Regions from separate parts of the Homo sapiens genome. Here region 1 is linked to region 2. A link is an interaction called in ENCODE POLR2A ChIA-PET data of the cell type or tissue named here. Cell type or tissue: A673. All regions are shown on one strand.

Region 1 (5,000 bases), 50 kb after region 2:
TAAGGAAGAACAGGCTGATCAGCTGATAGAATGGGATGCTAACTTTCCCCCCACCTCAGTCAGCAAGCCGGATGTGACAGAATAACAAGACTTTCTGCTATGATTTTAACACTAATAAAGTAGTTTGACAGATGGGCACAAGCTGTGGTGACAAACAGACCCTGCTTTGACTTCCATCTCTGCCAAAGATGTACTGTGTGGCCCTGGGCAAGTCACTTCACCTCTCTGTGCCCCCATTTGCTAACTTAAAAAGGAAAGAGTAATATGGCCTACCTCTCATGGTTGCTGCGAGAGTTAATTAGATATCATTTAAATGCTTAGCAAGGTATGCTGGGCGCAGTGGCTCACGCCTGTAATCCCAGCACTTTGGGAGGCCGAGATGGGAGGATCATGAGGTCAGGAAATCGAGACCATCCTGGCTAACATGGTGAAACCCCATCTCTACTAAAAACACAAAAAATTAGCCAGGCTTGGTGGCGGGTGCCTGTAGTCCCAACTACTCGGGAGGCTGAGGCAGGAGAATGGCTTGAACCCGGGAGGCGGAGCTTGCAGTGAGCCAAGATTGCGCCACTGCACTCCGGCCTGGGTGACAGAGCGAGACTCCACCTCAAAAAAAAAAAAAAAAATGCTTAGCAAGGTATATAACCTAATAAGAGCATTAAAAATAGTTGCCATAATTATTATATTATTGCAAATTCAGAAGACATCTTATTGGGGAAGGAGATGATGGCAGGATGTAAACGTTGTAAATCTGAAAATACCGCAGTACTGTGAGCGGCTTCCCTTGCTCATGCTCTCTGGCTAAATTATTTCCACTTGGGAATTTTGGTGCTTCTTTTTTATCACTTCGTGGTTTTGTTTTTGTTTTCATTTTGTTTTGTTTTTGTTTTTGTTGTTGTTGTTGTTTTTGACATGGAGTCTTGCTCTGTCGCCCAGGCTGGAGTACAGTGGCACGATCTCGGCTCACTGCAACCTCCGCCTCCTGGGTTCAAGCAATTCCCCTGTCTCAGCCTCCCGAGTAGCTGGGATTACAGGCGTGTGCCACCACACCCGGCTGATTTTTGTATTTTTGGTAGAGATGGGGTTTCACCGTGCTGGCCAGGCTGATCTCAAACCCCGGACCTCGAGTGATCCACCCGCCTCAGCCTCCTAAAGTGCTGGGATTACAGGCATGAGCCACTGCACCTAGTCACTTTGTGGTTTGTTTATCCAGAAAGGCGGAAAAAGCCAGGCATGGTGGCTCACACCTGTAATCCCAGCACTTTGGGAGGTCAAGGTGGGCGGATCACTCGAGGTCAGGGGTTCTAGGCCAGCCTGGCCAACATGGCAAAACCCCTGTCTCTATTAAAAATACAAAAAAAATTTGCCAGGCATGGTGGCAAATACCTGTAATCCCAGCTACTCGAGAGGCTGAGGTAGGAGAATCACTTGAGCCCGGAAGGCAGAGGTTGCAGTGAGCAGAGATCTCACCACTGCACTGCAGCCTGGGTGACAGAGCAAGAGTCTGTCTAAAAACAACAAAAAAACAAAACAACAACAATAGCAAAATAGAAAGGAGGAAAAGCATGGGGACTAATCCGGGAGCAGAGCCTAAGGAACCAGATTCAAAACCAGACCCTGCTGGCCTGGATGAAGTCTTTGTGCACATTATGAAAAGCTGCCCAGTGTGACTATGGGGAAACTGCTGAGCCACGCTGGGCCTCAGTTTCTTCATCTCTGAAATGGGGATAAATAAGAAGATCTATCTCACTGGAATATTCAGAAGATCACTGTACGAACTGGTGCACACTCTCAAGCATGCTGGGTTTTTGTTGGTTGGTTGGTTGGTCGTTTTTTTTTTCTTTTTGAGACAGAGTCTCACTCTGTTGCCCAGGCTGGAGTGTAGTGGCACGATCATGGCTCACTGCTGCCTGGACCTTCTGGGTTCAAGTGATCCTCCTGCCTCAGCCTCCTGAGTAGCTGGGACTGCAGGTGTGTGCCATGACACTTTTGTATTTTTTGTAGAGAAGTGGTTTCACCCTGTTGCTCAGGCTGGTCTCGAATTCCTGGACTCAAGTGATCCTCCCACCATGGCCTCCCAAAGTGCTGAGATTACAGGTGTGAGCCACCTCAGCCTACAAGCATGTTACAAATACCATTTATGAGCTGATCTTTCCCTTAGGCAACACCCCCGACACACACACATTTTCTGTTAACCTGGGAACAAGGTCAAATCTTTTCCATCTCAAGGGAAAAATTATCTCCCATAACCTTGCATCAACCTTCAATACCAGTCTTAACCCCTTCACCAACAAACTTTTTGAGAGTTGTAGCCCACTTGCTGCCTCCCCCTCCTCGCTTCTGCTTTGGCTCTTTCTCTCTCCCCACCCTGAATCTTCTCTTTCCAAGGACAAATTCCTAGGGCCGGATCCAGGGCCTCCTAGTCCGGGTTTGCAGGCCTGCCTGGTGACCCTGACACGGCACTGCTCTCTGCTGCCTTCACTCTTTCTCCCTCTGGCCACCTCTCCAATGTTCGTGTCCCCAGGGCCCTCCCCCGCCCCTTCTTCTTGCCGTTTCATTCTCTCCTGGGCAGGCCCATGCATTCCCAAATCTGCTGGGCCCACACCTCCAGGGCCGAGCAGCCAGTGGCCATCTCCATGTGGCAGTTCCACAGGCCCCTCAGGTGGAGCTTATCCCCGTCCTGACACCTGACTTCCCTCCTGGGTTCCCATTTCAGGAAACACCCCACTGTCCACTCAGCTGCCCAAGCCAGACCGAGGTGCTTCCCTCATCCTTCACCAGTCACCAAGGCCCATCAATTTAGGCTGGGTGTGGTGGCTCATGCCTGTAATCCCAGCACTTTGGGAGGCCGAGGTGGGCGGATCACGAGGTCAAGAGATCGAGACCATCCTGGCCAACATGGTGAAACCTCATCTCTACTAAAAATACAAAAATTAGCTGTGCGTGGTGGTGCATGCCTGTAGTCCCAGCTACTCGGGAGGCTGAGGCAGGAGAATCGCTTAAACCCGGGAGGCAGAGGTTGCAGTGAGCTGAGATCGCGCCACTGCACTCCAGCCTGGCAACAGAGCAAGACTCCGTCCCAAAAAACAAACAACAACAACAACAACAAATTTAGCCTTCTGAAGTTCTCTTGCCATCATCCTCTCACCTCCATCCCACCATCCCACTCTGATCCAGGCCATTCATCCATTCAGTGGCCTTTCATTGTGCACCTACTGTGTTCTAGGGACCATGCAAGGCACTGGGCACGTACATCTCTCCCTGAATCCTTAGAACCCATCCTTACTGGTCTCCTCCACAAAACACTTCCCACCCAGAACCCTGCGTGAACGCTAGCACTGTGCTGTCTACAGAACTTTCTGCAATGCTGGAAATGTTCTCTATCTGTGCTGTCCAATAGGGTAGCCACAAGTAGCCATTGAGCACTTAAAACAGGGCACGTGTGACAAGGGAACAGAATTTCTCATTTAGTTTTATTTAAATTAATTTATTTAATTAACTGTTTTAATATTTAATTTATTTAAATTATTTTAGTTTTATTTAAATTTATTTAACTAGCGGCTGCCACATGGGACAGTGCAGCTCTAGAGGGAAAAGCTGACCACATCCTTTGCAGTTTGCAGCCCCTCCTTGGCTCCCCAGAGCCCTCAGGGTCAAGTCCAATGACCTACAAGGCCTGGCATGGTCTGCGTCCCGCCCACTGCCCCAGCTGGCTCTCCACCTGTGACACTGGTTGCTTAGAGTTTGTGGAAGCCAGGGCGCTCACCTCTACCTCCGGGCCTTTGCACCAGTTCTTTTTTTGTTTTTTGAGACTGAGTCTCACTCTGTCTCCCAGGCTAGAGTGCAGTGGCGCGATCTCAGCTCACTGCAACCTCCACCTCCTGGGTTCAAGCAATTCTCATGCCTCAGCCTCACGAGTAGCTGGGATTACAGACACCTGCCACCACGCCTGGCTAATTTTTGTACTTTTAGTAGAGATGGGGTTTCCCCATGTTGGCCAGGCTGGTCTCGAACTCCTGAACCTCAAGTGATCCGCCTGCCTCGGCCTCCCAAAGTGCTGGGATACAGGTGTGAGGTGAGCCACCACACCTGGCCCACCAGTTCTTCTTTTTTTTTTTTTTTTTTTTGAGATGGAGTCTTGCTCTGTCACCAGGCTAGAGTGCAGTGGTGTGATCTCGGCTCACTGCAACCTCTGCCTCCCGGGTCCAAGTGATTCTCCTGCCTCAGCCTCCCAAGTAGCTAGGACTACAGGCTTGCACCACCACGCCCAGCTAATTTTTTTTTTTCCTATTTTTAGTAGAGATGGGTTTCACATTGTGGCCAGGATGGTCTCCATCTCTTGACCTTGTGATCCGCCCACCTCTGCCTCCCAAAGTGCTGGGATTACAGGCATGAGCCACCGCACCTGGCCTCGCCCATCAGTTCTTTAGTCTGGTAGGAACACTCCCACACCCAATTCCCCACACAACCCCCATTTCTTCTCACTCTTTCACGCCCAATCCAGGGGTCCCTGTTGGACTTCTGTGATGGGGGCCCTCCTCCGTTCCATTTGGAAGCTTTGGGTCATGGCATGAGGCTATACCAGTGATGCCCTGTCCACATCAGCTGAGAGGTGTTCCCCAGGGATCGCCGAAGATCCTTCAGGGCAGTGGCCTCAGAGAGCTGATGGGTGGCACCGACAAGAGGTAGGACCCCTGGCCATTCCTGCTGAGAATCCAGCCTGTGTGGCTTTCATGGAGACGATCTGCATTATTAGCAGAAAAAAGCACGGGGCTTTAAAGTCAGACAGGCCTGGAAGGAGGGTGGAGGTTCAAATCCCATTTCTGCAACTTGAACCCACTCACTATAAGCTCAGTTTTTTGTTGTTGTTGTTGTTGTTTTTGAGACAAGAGTCTTGTTCTGTCTCCCAGGCTGGAGTGCAATGGCACGATCTCGGCTCACTGCAACTTCCACCTCCTGGGTTCACGCGATTCTCCTGCCTCAGCCTGCAGAGTAGCTGG
Region 2 (5,000 bases):
TTTGTTTCAATTCAATAACTCAATATCATTTAGTTTTTAAAGTTTCTAAGAATAAAGAGAAAATGCAAATAAGATCTACCAAGAAGCCTCCAGGCTCGGGCCTCACAGAGCTAGGCCTGGAGAGAGTTCCAAAGCTCATCAATTCCAGGCCCGTCACGTTTCAGCCTGAAGACGTATAACTCCTCCAAAGATAAAGAACTTCTGAGAAAGATGCAGTGACCTTGAACTACAAAGTACGGAGCAGTTCCAACTTTTCAGCCCATGAACTGTCATACTTTTCCAACAATCAATCCCGAATCATATATACAATTCAGTTTCTCCACATCAGCCAACAATGGCACTTAGAGCTCTGTCCTGTGGGTGCTGCTTTGACAGCCCCCAGTCCAGTTGGCCAGTTTGTGTAACACTTTAAATGTGAAACTGCACTTTGCCTACACTTTATAAATATGAGTAAAAATGGAAAAATCAAAATACAGAAACCAGCTGTAGGCATTCAAATGTACTGAGACAAACAAGAGGGTATCTGTTATGACCAAGGAAGCAAATCTTACTTCTCACTGAAAATCCTTAGCTTAGCCAGAGGACTATGTGCTCAGTTGTCCAAGAAAAGAACAACCTGGGCCGGGCACAGTGGCTCACACCTATAATCCCAGCACTTTGGGAGGCCGAGGTGGGCGGATCACGAAGTCAAGGGATTGAAACCATCCTGGCCAACATAGTGAAACCCCATCTCTACTAAAAATACAAAAATTAGCAGGGCGTGGTGGCGCACAACTGTAGTCCCAGCTACTCGGGAGGCTGAGGCAGGAGAATTGCTTGAACCCGGGAGGCAGATGTTGCAGTGAGCCAAGATCGCGCCACTGCACTCCTCCAGCCTGCAGCCTGGCAACAGAGCGAGAGTCAGTCTCAAAAAAAAAAAAAAAAAAGAGGAACAACCTGAAAGAGCATGCATAAAACACTAGAAACACACACACACACCCCAAGGATAGTATCTAAAAGGTGAGACATTACAGGTGCGGTGGTTCACACCTGTATTCCCAGCACTTTGGGAGGCTGAGCTCAGGAGTTGGAGACCAGCCTGGGCAACATGGCAAAACTCCATCTCTACCAAAAATACAAAAAATTAGCCGGGCATGATGGCGCATGCCTGTGGTCCCAGCTACTCAGGAGGCTGAGGGCAGGAGGATTGCTTGAGCCCAGGAGGCAGAGGTTGCAGTAAGCCAAGATCACGACACTGCACTCCAGCCTGGGGGACACAGTGATACCCAAAAAAAATAAAAATAAAAATAAAAGGTGAGGTATAATAAAGAGGTATCATACTTTTTAAAGTTTTCAAAGAAGAGCACTCGTATATTTACATTTTATAATCTATACTCATTTTAGGAACTTCTTACAAAGAGACTTGGTTGGGGACCACCTAAAGTCAAACCTAAGCACTCACTGGCAATGTGAAGCAGAAAGCAGTGAGCGCATTGCAGAGCGTAATGTGACGCTATGAAAATGACTGCCGAAAATCAAGTCTGACAAGAAGTAAAATGAGCAGCAAAACAGTAACACATAATGAACCTGAAGACAAAAGATAAAATTCCTAAAACTGGGCTGGGTGTGGTGGTTCATACCAGTAATCCCAGCACTTTGGGAGGCTGAAGCAGGAAGATCCCTTGAGCCCAGGAGTCTGAGGCTGCACTGAGCTATTATTGCACCACTGAACTTGATACCAAAAGACAAAGCGAAACTGTGTCTCTTAAAAAAACAAAACAAAACAAAACAAAACTGTAATTCCCTCACATCTTATTAAAGAGAGACCCTTTTATGAACTAAAAGATGCCATAATGAGGCCTGTAACTCACTTAAAATATAATAGAAATGACACTACAGAAATTTTGCAGTTACTAAAATGTGAGAATATATAAGGACTTCGAAATCATCTCTAGCTCTTCAATGACAGAAATATATATTTCTATTACAGAGATAATGTGCAAGGATGACATGTTTACAACCCTCCACATCTCCCAATTTTCTGCTTATCACCAGCATCTTTATAAACACAACCACCTCTTTTGGTCCCTGGAGCTTTGAAAAAGCATTGCTGAAGAAACGTCCCTTGGGAAGACAAAGGCAGGCGCTACCTGACCCGCCTCCTCCCTCCCCCCCTCCCCCCCGCATACTCACAACACTGGCAGCAGCCATCTCCCTAAAGTGCACCACAGGAGACCAGACTCAGAAGCTTAATTCTGTGTCTCTCTTCAAAGAGCAGAACACAACTCAAAGAGCCAAATTAATCCCAAGAGGTCTCACACCAACCGCAAAACTTTTATAGACATGAGTGACCTAGCAATCTCACTTAAAAATTAATCCTTGAGGCCGGGCGGGGTGGCTCACACCTGTAATCCCAGCACTTTGGGAGGCCGAGGCGGGTGGATCACAAGGTCAGGAAATGAGACCATCCTGGCTAACACGGTGAAACCCCGTCTCTACTAAAAATGCAAAAATTGGCCAGGCGTGGTGGCACGCGCCTGTAATCCCAGCTACTCGGGAGGCTGAGGCAGGAGAATCGCTTGAACCCGGAAGTCGGAGGTTGCAGTGAGCCAAGATCGCCACTGCACTCCAGCTTGGCAATAGAACGAGACTCTGTCGCAAAAAAAAAAAAAAAAAAAAAAAAAAAAAAATCCTTGAATATGTTTCTAAACATTCTTTCTATATTGATGACCTACTTTTCTTATCAACAACTGGTAAAAAACACACTGTGTATGACAGTTCAAACTTGTTAAGTCTGTTTTTCACTACTTAGTCATATGGAGTAGACAATAAAATTTTATTAATTATTTGGCAATACTGTTATACCAGGAAATGAAATTACTGGATGCTCATATCTTAAAAAGGGATGGGGGATATTTTTATTAATAACTTCATAAGGCTAGTCACAGGCAAAACTAGCAGTGTCAAAAAACAAAATAATCACCTTCACCTGAAGAATTTCAGCCTTCCCTTTTTAACCCATACCTTGGGCAAGCGGAGATTAAATGGATTAAATGAACATGTACTCCTGACAGTGTTTCAAAGGAACATTAAGGAAGAGTAGGAAAATCTCTGGCTTGGATGTCAGACACAAATTTATCTTGACATAATTACCTACCCAGCTAGATCATTTTGGTCCTCTGGTTGTTTGTTTCTTCATCTATAAAATGGAAGAACTAAAATAAATGATTTCTAGGGTCCTATCAGAGTCTACAGGAAATCCTTCTTTCACTGGGATACAGTCCACATCCCCCCCAGTAAAACAGACACAACTCACTGCAAACCACATTACTTACTAACATCCACAGGGTTATACGTATTACATATATACTCAACTATGAATGTTGAATAGGTCCTTAATCCCAGTCATTCTTTTGTTCAACAACTATTCACTCGGCTTTGACCATGCGCCTAGCACCATGCTAGACATGAGAGACACAACTGTGAGCAAGCAGACCTGGCCCCTGCTCTCATGGAGCTTACAGTCCACTGCAGGAGACACAACACAATCAGATATTCGTGCAAACATTAGCATGCCGCTGTGGCAAGTGCTGGAATGCAGAAGAACACAAGGTAACTGAGTCAATAATCGGGGAACAGAAGCAGTCAGAGAAGCGACACTTAAGCTGAAATCAAAGAATGAGAAGTCAACTGGGCAATAAGAGAAGAAAAGTGAGTCCCAGCTGGGAGGAACAACAAAATATCAAAAGTCTGTATCAAAAGCAAGCACTTGTCAGAATCTGGACTACTTAGCCCACAGAGGCTGGAGCCCAGAGAGCAAGGGTAGAAGAGGCTGCGAGGTCAGCAGAACCCGGATCACAGAGGGCTTTCTAGGCCATGTTAAGGATTTTATCTGTACTTGCAGTCTTGGGAGCCATAGGAAATTTTTTAAGTATGAGTATGTGACATAATTAGATTTGCATTTTAAAAGCTCACGCTGAATGAAGCTGGAGAATGGATCTGCACGTGGGAGCATCTGAAAGGATTCAGGGAAGCTAGTTAGGAAGTCACGGCACTTGTTGTCCAGGCCACAAGTCACAGTCCCAGTAGAAACAGAGATGATGGAGCCAAAAGACTTGAAGTCAACTGAATTTAAAACTGTTTTAGATATGAAGGGTGCATCAACAGTGATGCCTAATTTGACTCATGCAACCAGATGGTTGGGGGTGCCTTCCCACCTTCTCTTTGGTGTGGAGACTTACTTACTACCTCTTAGTAGTAGCTTCAAAGAGCCTTCTGTTGACAAGTAAGGTATCTGAAAAGAGTAAAACCATGGGAAAAATACTTTAAAATTTATTTTTTAAAACATAATTACCTTTCCACATTAATAATTGGATCCATGGCTTTAAAATTATGTACTTTTGCTCGCAAAAGTGTCTGGAGCTTGAAGAAAAACGTATTGAGCATGCTATTTGAAAATGAAAACTAGGCCGGGCACAATGGCTCACACCTGTAATCCCAGCACTTTGGGAGGCCAAGGCGGGTGGATCACCTGAGGTAAGGAGTTCAAGACCAGTCTGGCCAATATTGTGAAACCCCATCTCTATTAAAAATACAAAAATTAGGTCAGGCCTGGTGGCTCACGCCTGTAATCCCAGTACTTTGGGAGGCCAAGGCGGGCAGATCACAAGGTCAGGAGATTGAGACCACCCTGGCTAACACGTTAAAACCCCATCTCTACTAAAAATATAAAAAATTAGCCAGGCGTGGCAGTGGGTGCCTGTAGTCCCAGCTACTCGGGAGGCTGAGGCAGGAGAATGGCATGAACCCAGGAGGCATGAACCTGGGAGGCGGAGCTTGCAGTGAGCTGAAATCGCACTACTGCACTCCAGCCTGGGCGACAAGAGTGAGACTCCGTCTCGAAAAAAAAAAAAAAATACAAAAATTAGTGGGGTGTGGTGGCACATGCCTGTAATCCCAGCTACTCAGGAGGCTGAGGCAGGAGAATCACTTGAACCCGGGAGGCAGAGGTTGCAGTGAGC

What was found. ChIA-PET counts read pairs that join two places held together with the same protein. Peaks named below come from ENCODE experiments on the same cell type or tissue, not always from the same donor. Only the 100,000 strongest peaks of a DNase experiment are listed, where the experiment ranks them.
Region 1: POLR2A ChIA-PET joins it to region 2 with 10 read pairs; 5 of 35 experiments call an interaction of 5 or more read pairs at or near these places.

The regions. Positions count from the first base shown.
Region 1 is chr12:108,762,991-108,767,990 of GRCh38, forward strand. No RefSeq gene overlaps it. Among named protein-coding and RNA genes, the nearest start is that of CORO1C, 34 kb to the left of the region's middle. In A673, no CTCF peak of the experiment used is centred here; no DNase peak of the experiment used is centred here.
Region 2 is chr12:108,713,490-108,718,489 of GRCh38, forward strand. All of the region lies in intron 1 of CORO1C (coronin 1C), which reads right to left. Among named protein-coding and RNA genes, the nearest start is that of CORO1C, 16 kb to the right of the region's middle. RefSeq lists enhancers at 878-1,568, 1,569-2,259, 2,260-2,949. In A673, no CTCF peak of the experiment used is centred here; DNase peaks (open chromatin) are centred at 2,202 and 3,972; H3K27ac peaks cover 832 bases.